Regions from separate parts of the Homo sapiens genome. Here region 1 is linked to region 2. A link is an interaction called in ENCODE POLR2A ChIA-PET data of the cell type or tissue named here. Cell type or tissue: MCF 10A. All regions are shown on one strand. Each heading gives the region's core, and the rest is flanking DNA. Links, peaks and the distances in the headings are about the cores only. Region 1 overlaps PCARE (photoreceptor cilium actin regulator). Region 2 holds the start of LOC124907747 (a long non-coding RNA gene).

Region 1 (5,384 bases), core at 292-5,291, 62 kb before region 2:
CAGCTAAGAGGGGCTTTGCATGGGGAGAGGACCCCCACAGGAGCCTGAGTGGGATTTGGGAGTGCCTTGGGAGTGCAGAATGGAGGGTGGCCCTGAGCATGGAGCAAGCTTTGGCTAGCAGGGGACCTGCCCAGGAAACCACACTGGCCGTCTGCTGGCAGGACAGCCTGAGGCTTCCCAGAGTGGGAATTAGAGGCTGACTGCCTGGTTTCAAGTCCTGACTCTCTGGCTTATTAGTTCACCCCTCTGAATCTTTGCTTCCTTCCTTATAAAATGGAAGTAATAGGCCGGGCGTGCTGGCTCACACCTGTAATCCCAGCACTTTGAGAGTCCTAGGAGGGCGGATCACCTGGGGTCAGGAGTTTGAGACCAGCTTGGCTAACATGGTGAAACCCCATCTCTACTAAAAATAGCAAAAATTAGCCGGGCATAGTGGTGGACACCTGTAATCCCAGCTACTCAGGAGGCTGAGACAGGAGAATCGCTTGAACCCGGGAGGCAGAGGTTGCAGTGAGCCGAGATTGCGCCATAGCACTCCAGTCTGGGCAACAAGAGTGAAACTCTGTCTTAAAATAAAAATAAAAATTAAAAAAGGAAGTAATAATAGTACCCAGCTCATCAGGCACTCATAGGTATCAATACTGGGTGAAGCATGGAAGACCCTTGGCATACTATTGTATTAATAGCATAAGTGCCCCATAGGTGGGTAGTGACACTATGGAGCTGCATTGTTGAATGAACAGGAAGTCACACTAGGAAAGGACTCTAGGGACCACACTATCCTACTACAGGGACTATGAGGCCTTGGTCAGAGCTCTCAATCAGTTGCCTCAGGGCCAGGACAGGACCCTAGTTCCCCACATGCACAGGCAAGAAGGCCCTTCTCTCTGCTCGCGACAGCACATTCTTGCCTGATCTGTGAGCTTTATTGCACAATGTGCTCAGCTCTGTGAGGTCAGGCTTACATGGGATGCCAAACCAGTGGAGAATATGTTTGCATTTGGATCTGAACAAGATCGAGGTGGGTGGTAGGAGTCGTGGGTAAGTGGGGTGGGCGCTAAGACCAGCACACAGCTATGGTTGTCAGACAGGAAGGAACCCAACTCACTGTGCCATGGAGCCAATCTCATCTGTGTTGGCCTCCGGCCCCATCACAGGTCCCTACAGGAGTTCAGGGCCCAGGGCCCACTGGGTATCTGATCCAGGAGACTGAGTAAGGGCGGCAGAGCGTGCATGCCTGGGCAGTCCAGGCCAGGTGAAGACTGAAAACACCACATTGAGGGGAGAAAGTCTGGAGCCTTCTCAAATGCACACAGTGCCCCAACATCCTGAGACCTAGAGGCTGGTAGCTCTGCTGGGGGATTTGGCACAGAAATAACAGTTGAAGCTCAGTAATTGAGCTTCCTGGGTAAGCCTCCAAGGGCTGTTCCCAATCCCCAGGTCCCCAAGATCAGGAGATATAAACATCATCCATTTTTCTAAAAAGGGGGCTTCTGCCTGCACGGAGTGACTGGAAGGGCAGGCTGGTTCAGCTTGCAGGCCTGCCTCAGCTGCAAGACATCATGGGTGTGGTTGTGTCCCTGCATGTCCGTGCTTGGGGAAACAGCCCGTTCTGAGCAGCCTCTGGCTTCCTGGCACTGGCTTGTTGCATGATCTTGGGGAAATCATGCCTAGTCCCTGGTGGTGTTTCCCCATATGCAGGATGGCAGAAAAAAATGCTTGCCATTCACAGGGTGGCAAAGGCTTGATATGCTTACAGCAGGTGCACTTCTGCTCCCAGATGCCAACTTTATACCTGGGGGCAGGGGTGCTGGGGAATGAGCACTTTCCCATCACATGCTCACAGTGTGGGAAGGCTTACAGCTGTGTGGTGTCATAAGAGGCGGGGGAATGGTTGCGAGTCATTATACAACCTTCCACGTGACCTTGGGAAGCGTCCTGTTTATGAACCCTCCCCTCTCTCTCTTTTTTTACATTTTTCTCTAGATGAGGTCTCACTCTGTCACTCAAGCTGGAGTGCAATGGCACGATCTTGGCTCACTGTAACTGCCACTTCCCAGGTTCAAGCAATTCTTGTGCCTCAGCCTCCCGAGTAGCTGGGACTACAGGTGCGTGCCACCATACCCTGCTAATTTTTGTATTTTTAGTAGAGACGGGGTTTTACCATGGTGGCCAGGCTGGTCTGAAACTCCTGACCTCAGGTGATTCACCCACCTCAGCCTCCCAAAGTGCTGGGATTACTGGCGTGAGCCACTGCACCTGACCGTCCTCTCTCTTTCAAGCCACTGTTACCTCCCTGCCGCCCCTGCCCCAAGTATTGAGATTCAGGACACAAAACAACCTTTTAGGCTGCCCTATTCTGAGGAGAAGGCTGAGAGAAGGGCATCATTTTCTTCTTGAACAATTTTATGTTACTTTATTATTGCTCCTGCTGTTTTAAAATGTTAGTGTTTTTAATTAATGCCATTTTATTGTCCCTGTTCTCTCAAGCTCTTCTGCTGAAGGGCACAGTTCTAGAAATCTAATAACTGAATAAGTGGCGGGAGTGAGGAATAATGCATTAACATTTATAGAGATTCTCAGATGAAAACCACTGTACTGTAGGAAGCTCATTTTAGATTTAAGAAAAGAGCAATGTTACATTAAGATTCTTGCAAAAATAATCAATATTTCATTTCTTTCAAGTGGCTGGGGAAGTTTATCTAACTGTAATAATGCACAACTTTCCCAAGATAATATCTTTATTTTACATTGACTGCCGAGTACTTTGTAAAAAATTACCATTTGTGCCTGGACAGATTGTGAAGTCTGCAAAACGTATCACTCTGGCAGAAATTAACTGCTGATTTACACAATCGTGGGCTATGCAAAGATAGCAAGGACCGATGTTAGTTGAGCTTTGTCTGATCTTGATAGACACATTAATAAGAGTTCTTCTCTAATAGACCTCAGACATTTTTTTTTTGTTTCTATGCCAGGTTGGGAAAAGGCACATTTCCCCGTGTATTCTGTAAAATAACCACTTGAGCATACGAGTTCTTCTTTCAGTGTCCAGTAATGGCTACACTTTGACTCACGCCCCATTGCGGCTGCATGCCTGGGCCTGTCTGCACGGCTGGACCAATGACATGCACGTCCATTGCCCTGATGAGAAAGGCACACTTGGAACTCAGCCTGCCCGGGGGAGAGGTAGCAGCCCCACCCCTGGATTCTGGTGCTCAGCACTCATGAAGACTCTTGTTCTCACTCTACAAACTTTTGAAGTTAGAGGAGAAGTGGAGCTAGGTCCTTGGGGATATGGGAAGCCACACATTTATATTCTATGCCTCCAGGACTAGCCATTCTCAAAGTGTAGTCTGGGGGCCCCTGGTTATTCCTGAGACACTTATAGGGGGCCCACGATGTCAAAACTATTTTCATCATAATACTAAGATGTCACTTCTCTTTCTCACTCATTCTTTTGTGAATGCAGGGTGGAGAGCCCCGCGTCTACATGAGGTGTGAGATCCCAACAGGTTGACAATGGAAGCAGAGCTGAGAATCCGGTCATCTTATATTAAGCCAGATGCTAAAAAGGTTTGAAAAAATGTAAGACAGTGCTACTCTTCTCCCTAAATTTTTTGTTGTTGTAGAAGATACTCTTTTCATAAAGACACATGCATGCAAATGTTCATTGCAGCACTATTCACAATAGCAAAGATATGGAGTCAACCCAAATGCCCATCAATGACAGATTGGATAAAGAAAATGTAATGCATATATATACCATGGAGTGCTATGCAGCCATAATAAAGAACAAGATCATGTCTTTTGCAGGCACATGGATGGAGCTAGAGGCCATTAATTATCCTTAGCAAACTAACCAAATACTGCATGTTCTTACTTATAAGTGGGAGCTAAATGATGAGAACTCATGGGCACAAAGAGGGGAACAGTAGACACTGGGGCCTCCTTGAGGGTGGAAGGTGGGAGGAGGGAGAGAGCAGAAAAAATAACTATTGTGTATTATTAGTACCTGGGTGATGAAACTATCTGTACAATAAACCCCTTGTGACACAAGTTTACCTACATCACAAACCTGCACATGTACCCATGAACCTAAAATAAAAGCTTTAAAAAAAGTGGACACAAGAAAATACACACTTTTTATAAGAGTATATTATTTGTGTTAACGTATTTTTTAAAAAAATAATAAATATTTTACATATTTCTCAGTTTTAACTTCCAATACAGTAAACATTGATAGATATAGCCTCCACACGCAAAGGCTCTTTTGGGCTCTTAATAACTTTAAAGGGTTTAAAGCCATCCTGGGACCAAATAGCTTGAGAACCTCCCAACTAGATGCTGGTCTCCTGCGGGGAACCAGAAACATGGGGAGCCAGGCTGCTGGTTTGAGACACGGCACCAGTGAGCCAGCCACAGGGGCAAGCCTTTTCATCTCAGTTTCCCCAGCTGTAAAACATGGGGTGTGTGGGGTTGAACTAACTTGAGTGTTTTGAACTTTACTATTTTATTTTTTTGAGATATATATATATATTTTTAAGTTCTGGGATACATGTGCAGAACGTGCAGGTTTGTTACATAGATATATTTGTTTCATGGTGGTTTCCTGCACCTATCAACCCATCATCCAGGTTTTAAGCCCCGCATGCATTAGGTATTTGTCCTAAGGCTCTCCCTCCCCTTGTTCCCTACCCTCCAACAGGCCCCGGTGTGTGCCCTTCCTGTGTCCATGTGTTCTCATTTGAACTTGATTTTTTTTAATACAGCAGGGCCTCTTTTCAATTAAAATATTTCCTAGGCAGCTGGAATGTGTAACAGATAAGAGCACAGTAACTCAAGGTTGGAGAGTGGGGGAGCTGGAACTGCCCCCTACACCTTTTTCCCAACTGCCTCTTCTCTTGGAGCACAGTTTGAAAACTACTGAGACCCAGAAGATCTTTTGGCCCATTCGCTCTGTTCCTCTCTAGTCCAAGCCGCTGAAGGGCAGTGACCCCAGGACACTCCTTACCTGTTCTGGCCGAGCTGGGATTCATAAGAGGTGCTGGTGGGGTCCAAGGTGGGAGGCTGCGGTCGGCCACCTGGCTGGCGGTCAGAAGCTGTCCTCCTGAGGAAAGGCAGAGGGTTGAGGGCACACAGAGCTGCTCTCCGCTGCGAGTCTGCTCTCAGCCAAGGCCCTGAGCTGTTCTTCCAGCATTCTGCTGGGTTCCCGAGAGGGCCCCCAGCCTCTGGCGGCAGCGATGGTGGGGTCAGTGGGTGGGCTGTTGAGAGTGGCGGTTTAGCTTCAAACAGAGAGGAGGTAGCTGGGCAGAATATGGAATGTGTGTTCCCAGACACTTTGGCTATGACTGCTTGGCTGTCTTCAGAGTCTCTTGTTTCCT
Region 2 (5,384 bases), core at 79-5,078:
CCGTTGAAAAATCCCAGAGTTAGTCTAAGGTCAGAAAAGACTTCATTCAGAATTTGATTTTTGAGACGTTTATAAAAAGAATACCCAAAAGATTCAAGATTCAAAGCACTTGATTAAATAGGATTACAGGTATTTAGTTATCCATTTAACCAAAGTGACAAAGATTTCAAAGGCAAATACAGAGAAAGCCATGTAGTTGTTAAAAAAAACAAAAACAAAAAAAAACAAAACCCCTTGACTTTTTGAGAGAGAAACTTAATCAAAGACAGCACGAAGCACATGAAATTATCTTGACAAAATACAGAATCTTTGCTTTCTAGGCAGACCATTCAAAAGTTAAAGAAAAACCTTTCACAATCTCCCATCAAGAGCAGGCCCATACTCCAAGAAAGTTTAGTCGTTTTAACAGGAGCTGAAATGCTAGTTATGCATTATTTTGATATGAATGATAATAGATTCATTCAATTTTAGCCAGCTTAATCACACAAGATTCTCTCTCCCTCTTCTGAACTTCCTATAGCCATTTTGGTTTTTTTCCTTCATTTTCTTTTTCAGCAAAAAACATATCTTCCTACTTCACATTTTTTCTTGACTGTCACGCTAGCATTCTGTAGATTGAGAAATCTATGTAAATACACCATAATTTCTAGAAGCACGTTTCCTTATATTATAATTTTTCAGTGTAGCACAGGACATGTTTACTAACACACCCAGGTATCTTTAGTTTCTCTGTCCAAAAGTAGATAAGCTTATGTTCAGCAATTAATGTTTCAGTATTTATCTTATGTGGACTTACATTGATTTAATTCACTTGTTTTGAACAATTATGCTTGGATTACTTACGAAAATTTCATGAGACATTAAATAGCTAAGCATCATCTTGTTTTTCTTGCTGAGAAATTTTGTAACTTAGAGATAGCAGAGGCTTATTTGTAATTCACTTGTCTAACATGAGCTTATTTGACTAGTAGACCTACATAGAATCAAAGTTGTACGTCTGCCTTATGTCTAATGCTGACAACTCTGAAGGCATATTGGTTTTTTAAACTAAACCAACAATGTTTTTGTTTATTGAAAATTACCCAAGTCACATGAACTTGAAAAGCATTTGGATTAGTTCCTATTTTTCTGAGAGTTTTCAGGAATACTTAATTTATATAAGCACTTGTTTTTACTTATGTCTATTGAACATACATAGCTATAAGATCTCTGTGTCTGTTTGTGTATACAGACAGACACAGAGATCTTATAGCTTTCATTTCCAAATTTTAGCCATGTGTCAATTAAAATAATACAAAGCTTATTGGTTTATAAAAGAAGCTGGATCCAAATTGTACCTGTGAGAGATGGAACAAGTCAAGGTTACCTGCTCAGATGGCTACAGCTTTTTAGTGAAGATTTTTTTTTTATTTGAGTGCTGTAGGGATGCTTTTAGAGAAGCTATTTTTGAGTCATTTTGTGTTCAGCAGCTTCTGCATACAAATCAAAGAATGCATTCCATTGTCTCCAAAAGGCTTAGGATACTCCTCCTTCAAGGGCACTCCCAAAGGCAGACTATCTTACCTAAATTAAAGGTTCTCCGAAGTGGTCACTGAAATTGCAAATTATTCTTTGTAAAGTTCACCTATTTTTTCTTGTGAACTTTGTAAAGTTCACAAGATTCTGATCCACAGTGTTTTTGGACCCCATCTTTGCATTAGATTCTCTGAAAGGTCTTAACTATTAAGGATTCTTTTTTCAGCAGCTGCTCTGGAACACAGGGAATCATGTGTTTCACCCTTCCCCCTTTTGAACAGAATAGGTTGACTTCCTGAGAAGTTTCAGCAAAGGTTGTTCAGCATAATTGGAGAGTTCTACACAGAAGGAGGAGAGCTCAGATTCAAAAGAGACTTACTCTAGAACTCCATGGCTGGGTGAGAGAGCAGCCAGTGCTGCGGCCCTGGGTACCAGCACCTAGTTACTGGCCTTGGGGCTTCACAGGGGTCTTCTTCTGATCCTGCTTCTGACATCAAAAACTGTCAAAAGAAAATTCAGGGTGCTTTTCTTAATATAAATATTAAGTTAGTAAAAAACTGCAAATAGGGAGACTTCCAAATCAAAAGTGGTAAGAAGCTTGTCTCACGAAGGTTATAGTAAGGTTTATAAAGCCTAGAAAAGGAAATTCATACAGCTTAATTCTCACTGGTTAGAATGAGTGGGTTAGTTTAGTCATTACTGATTTGCTGCAATGTGCTGAGTCATGCTGACCAAGAAATGAAGTTCAAGCTTCATGTGCAGTTTAAGTAGGTGTTTTGGAGAATAGGTCCTTACAGGTTTTCCTGAGCTGGGGGTGGGACTTTGGCTCAGAGGCCAAGGTTTGTCTTGGCTTCTATTTTGATTTTTGCCTAACAGGACCATTTTGTTGTCTAAGCTTACGAATGTTATCACATTTCAGTTCAATCTTTCTGATTCTCTTCTGATGGACTGCTGCTCTGCTTGTATATGTGTCTTTAGTTTGGTGCCTCTCATCTTTTAGTTATGCTGACTCTAGAAGTAAGAACTATGTGTACATAGTATAATTTTGGAAAATATATAAATGCAAAGAAGAAAGCAAAAACAAAAAAACCTCAATGAGTCCCACTACTTATGCATGCTGTTACAATCTGAGCTCAGTGGTGAGTTACCTCAGCAAGTAGAATAATAGAGGAAAGAAGATAGACTTTGGAGACAGACCTGGTTTTCTACCCCAGATTTGCCACTTACTAGCTGTGCGATGTTGAGCTGGTATTATTTAGTCTGAGCTTTGCTTTCCTCATGTGCAAAATGAGAATAATACCTGCCAGGTAAGGTGTTGGTGAGGATTTTTAAAGTATTTAGTAAGTGCTCAGCAAATGTTCATAATATTTTCCTTATTTAGATACTTCTGATTTTTTTTTAGCATCTAAAATATTTGTATCATTTGAACCTTGGTTTTATTGTTTATTATTTTCAATATATTTATTTGAAACTTTTAGTAAATTTAATTTGCATCTTTTTTTATTTCAGAATTTTCTTTCTTTGATCCTAATGATGCATCATGCCAGGAAATTCTTTTTGATCCCAAAACTTCAGTTTCAGAATTATTTGCCATTTTGAGACAGTGGGTTCCTCAGGTCCAACAAAACATTGACATTATTGGAAATGAGGTAAGGAATTCTTACATTTTAAGTTTTGCATTGTTAGGATTGTTAATGGTATAGATTTTTTTCCCCATCTGAAAGGAAGATGGTAATAAAGGAGAAACCCTTTAAAAGTTCTGATATTTATTTGTATTTCCAGGATTTTCATGGGGCAGTGAGTTAATACTATATATTCTTCTGATTATTTCTTCATGCTCTGTACTTCTGACATTTGTAGACTCCTGGCGGGTGCAGGGAGGGGCATTTTTCATATTTCCTTCTTTGTAAAATTAATTTTGTAAACTTTTATGCATTTCATAAAGGGATTTGATTACCATCATGTTCTATTTACACTTTTGGTTGGTTTGGTAAATATATAGGCTTGAATGTAGTCTTTAAGAATATTAGATTTTTTGAGGGAGGGTTCCTTGACCAGTATGTTGCTGTGTTGTAGGAAGAGAGTGCTTATACTTTTTTCAAATATCATTACACGCATAGAAATAAAATTTTGCTCATTTTTGAGAGGAACATATTTGGAGTGCCAGATTACCTTTGGAATAATCTTTAAGAATTTCCTTCAGCCTGCTGACAAGTTCAGTTTTCATTATTGTTGTTGAGTACAGATTTAAAAATTTACCCTTAAGATATGCTCATACTGTCTATACATTTTACTGAGAAGTAATTCAGATACGATAGACTAACTTGGTTCCTCAGCATTGGTTTGAAAGCAATAGGTACCTCAGTAGTTAGGTTGTAACCATATTTTCCTTGACTGCTTCAGATTCTTAAGAGAGGTTGCAATGTGAATGATAGAGATGGATTGACAGATATGACTCTTTTACATTATACCTGCAAATCTGGAGCTCATGGTATTGGTAAGTGTGTGGTAAATCTATCAGTTGCTTATGTCATCTGCACTTGTGCTTAGATAATCTATATTTATGCCCATATATTGTCTGGGGGAAGGCACCCAGCTGATGATGATAATATTGCCTGAAGAGCTGAGGATTCAGTTAGGTCCTTCCAAAAACCATATTCCCTTTAATCAAGGAGGTCTTTATACCCTCCTGATACCTCTTAACTTTTCTGGATCAGGCCTCATGCCTGATTGCATAATAGATGAGAGTAACTAGTAACACCCTAAAATCTTTCTGAGGGTTTATAACAAGGTTTGACAGTCCAAGGTCAGTCTTTGCATACTGATCCCTAATCTTAAGACCCCAGTCTTGAGACCTAAGGTCTGTTCCTACATATGTAACATATGTGCATATTTTCCAAAATTGTTATTCTCTTGTGCTTTTTGTCATTGTATGAACCTGCATCTCTTACTTAACTATATATTGTGATTGTCTCTCCTTGTTTCAATAGTCTGATGTGGTGGTGCTGAAGCTACTGGTGGTGATGGACTCCTTTTTCCCCTCACAACTCATCATGAACTGATACTTTCACAAAATAAAATAAAAATGAATTTATAATACAAAATAAAATAAAGCCATAAAATATAAGCCCAAATATTTTTCAAATGGCATAAAACTGGCCAGGCATGATGATTTACACCTGTAATCCCAACACTTTGGGAGGCCCAGGCAGGAGGATTGCTTGAGGCCAGGAGTTTGAGACCAGCCTGGGCAACACAGTGAGACCTTGTCTCTACAAAAAATTAAAAAATTAGCCAACCATGGTGGTGCATGCCTAGAGTTTCAGCTGCTTGCGAGGCCGAGGTGGGAGGATCGTGTAAGCCCAGTAGTTGAGGGTTGGCGTGAGCTGTGATTGTATCACTACACTGCAATCTGGGTGACAGAGCAAGACTGTCTTTAAAAAAGAGGAAAGAATAAAAGGCATAAGACTACATTTCAGTTAACATAATGAGAAGACATATTAAATAGGGAAAAGCAATAAAAGGTACACACAGATTGCAATTTGGGACTGCCAGTGGTCCACGGAACACGTTTGGGGGAGCACTGATCTGCTGTGTTGTTGTTGATGGCTTCATAGCATTCTATGTGTGTCTCAATTTATTTAACCAATTTCTTATTATACTTTTTGGATTTTTTAGAATTATATTAACAATAAGAGTGCAGTGATGAGCATCTTTGCAGCCAAGTGTTTATCTGTATCCCTGAGTATGATTATTTTCTTAGGATCAATTCTTGCAAGTGAAATTTTTGAAGTGTGTCTATACAGTGCACTGTTTGCTTTGGCTTTTTAAATGAGGCAATTGGTAGCCATCCATTGGAACTTAAAATT

Evidence for each region. Peaks named below come from ENCODE experiments on the same cell type or tissue, not always from the same donor. Only the 100,000 strongest peaks of a DNase experiment are listed, where the experiment ranks them.
Region 1: POLR2A ChIA-PET joins it to region 2 with 81 read pairs; 3 of 35 experiments call an interaction of 5 or more read pairs at or near these places.

What each region holds. Positions count from the first base shown.
Region 1 is chr2:29,065,580-29,070,963 of GRCh38, forward strand. It overlaps PCARE (photoreceptor cilium actin regulator), which reads right to left. Exons shown (of 2, transcript NM_001029883.3): 1 at 5,015-5,384. Among named protein-coding and RNA genes, the nearest start is that of PCARE, 6.3 kb to the right of the region's middle. RefSeq lists enhancers at 1-232, 1,534-2,034. In MCF 10A, for the core only: no CTCF peak of the experiment used is centred there; DNase peaks (open chromatin) are centred at 912, 1,632 and 3,132.
Region 2 is chr2:29,128,234-29,133,617 of GRCh38, forward strand. It overlaps CLIP4 (CAP-Gly domain containing linker protein family member 4), which reads left to right. Exons shown (of 16, transcript NM_024692.6): 3 at 3,025-3,164; 4 at 3,919-4,012. It overlaps LOC124907747 (a long non-coding RNA gene), which reads right to left and starts at 2,115. Exons shown (of 2, transcript XR_007086264.1): 1 at 1,895-2,115. In MCF 10A, for the core only: no CTCF peak of the experiment used is centred there; a DNase peak (open chromatin) is centred at 2,278.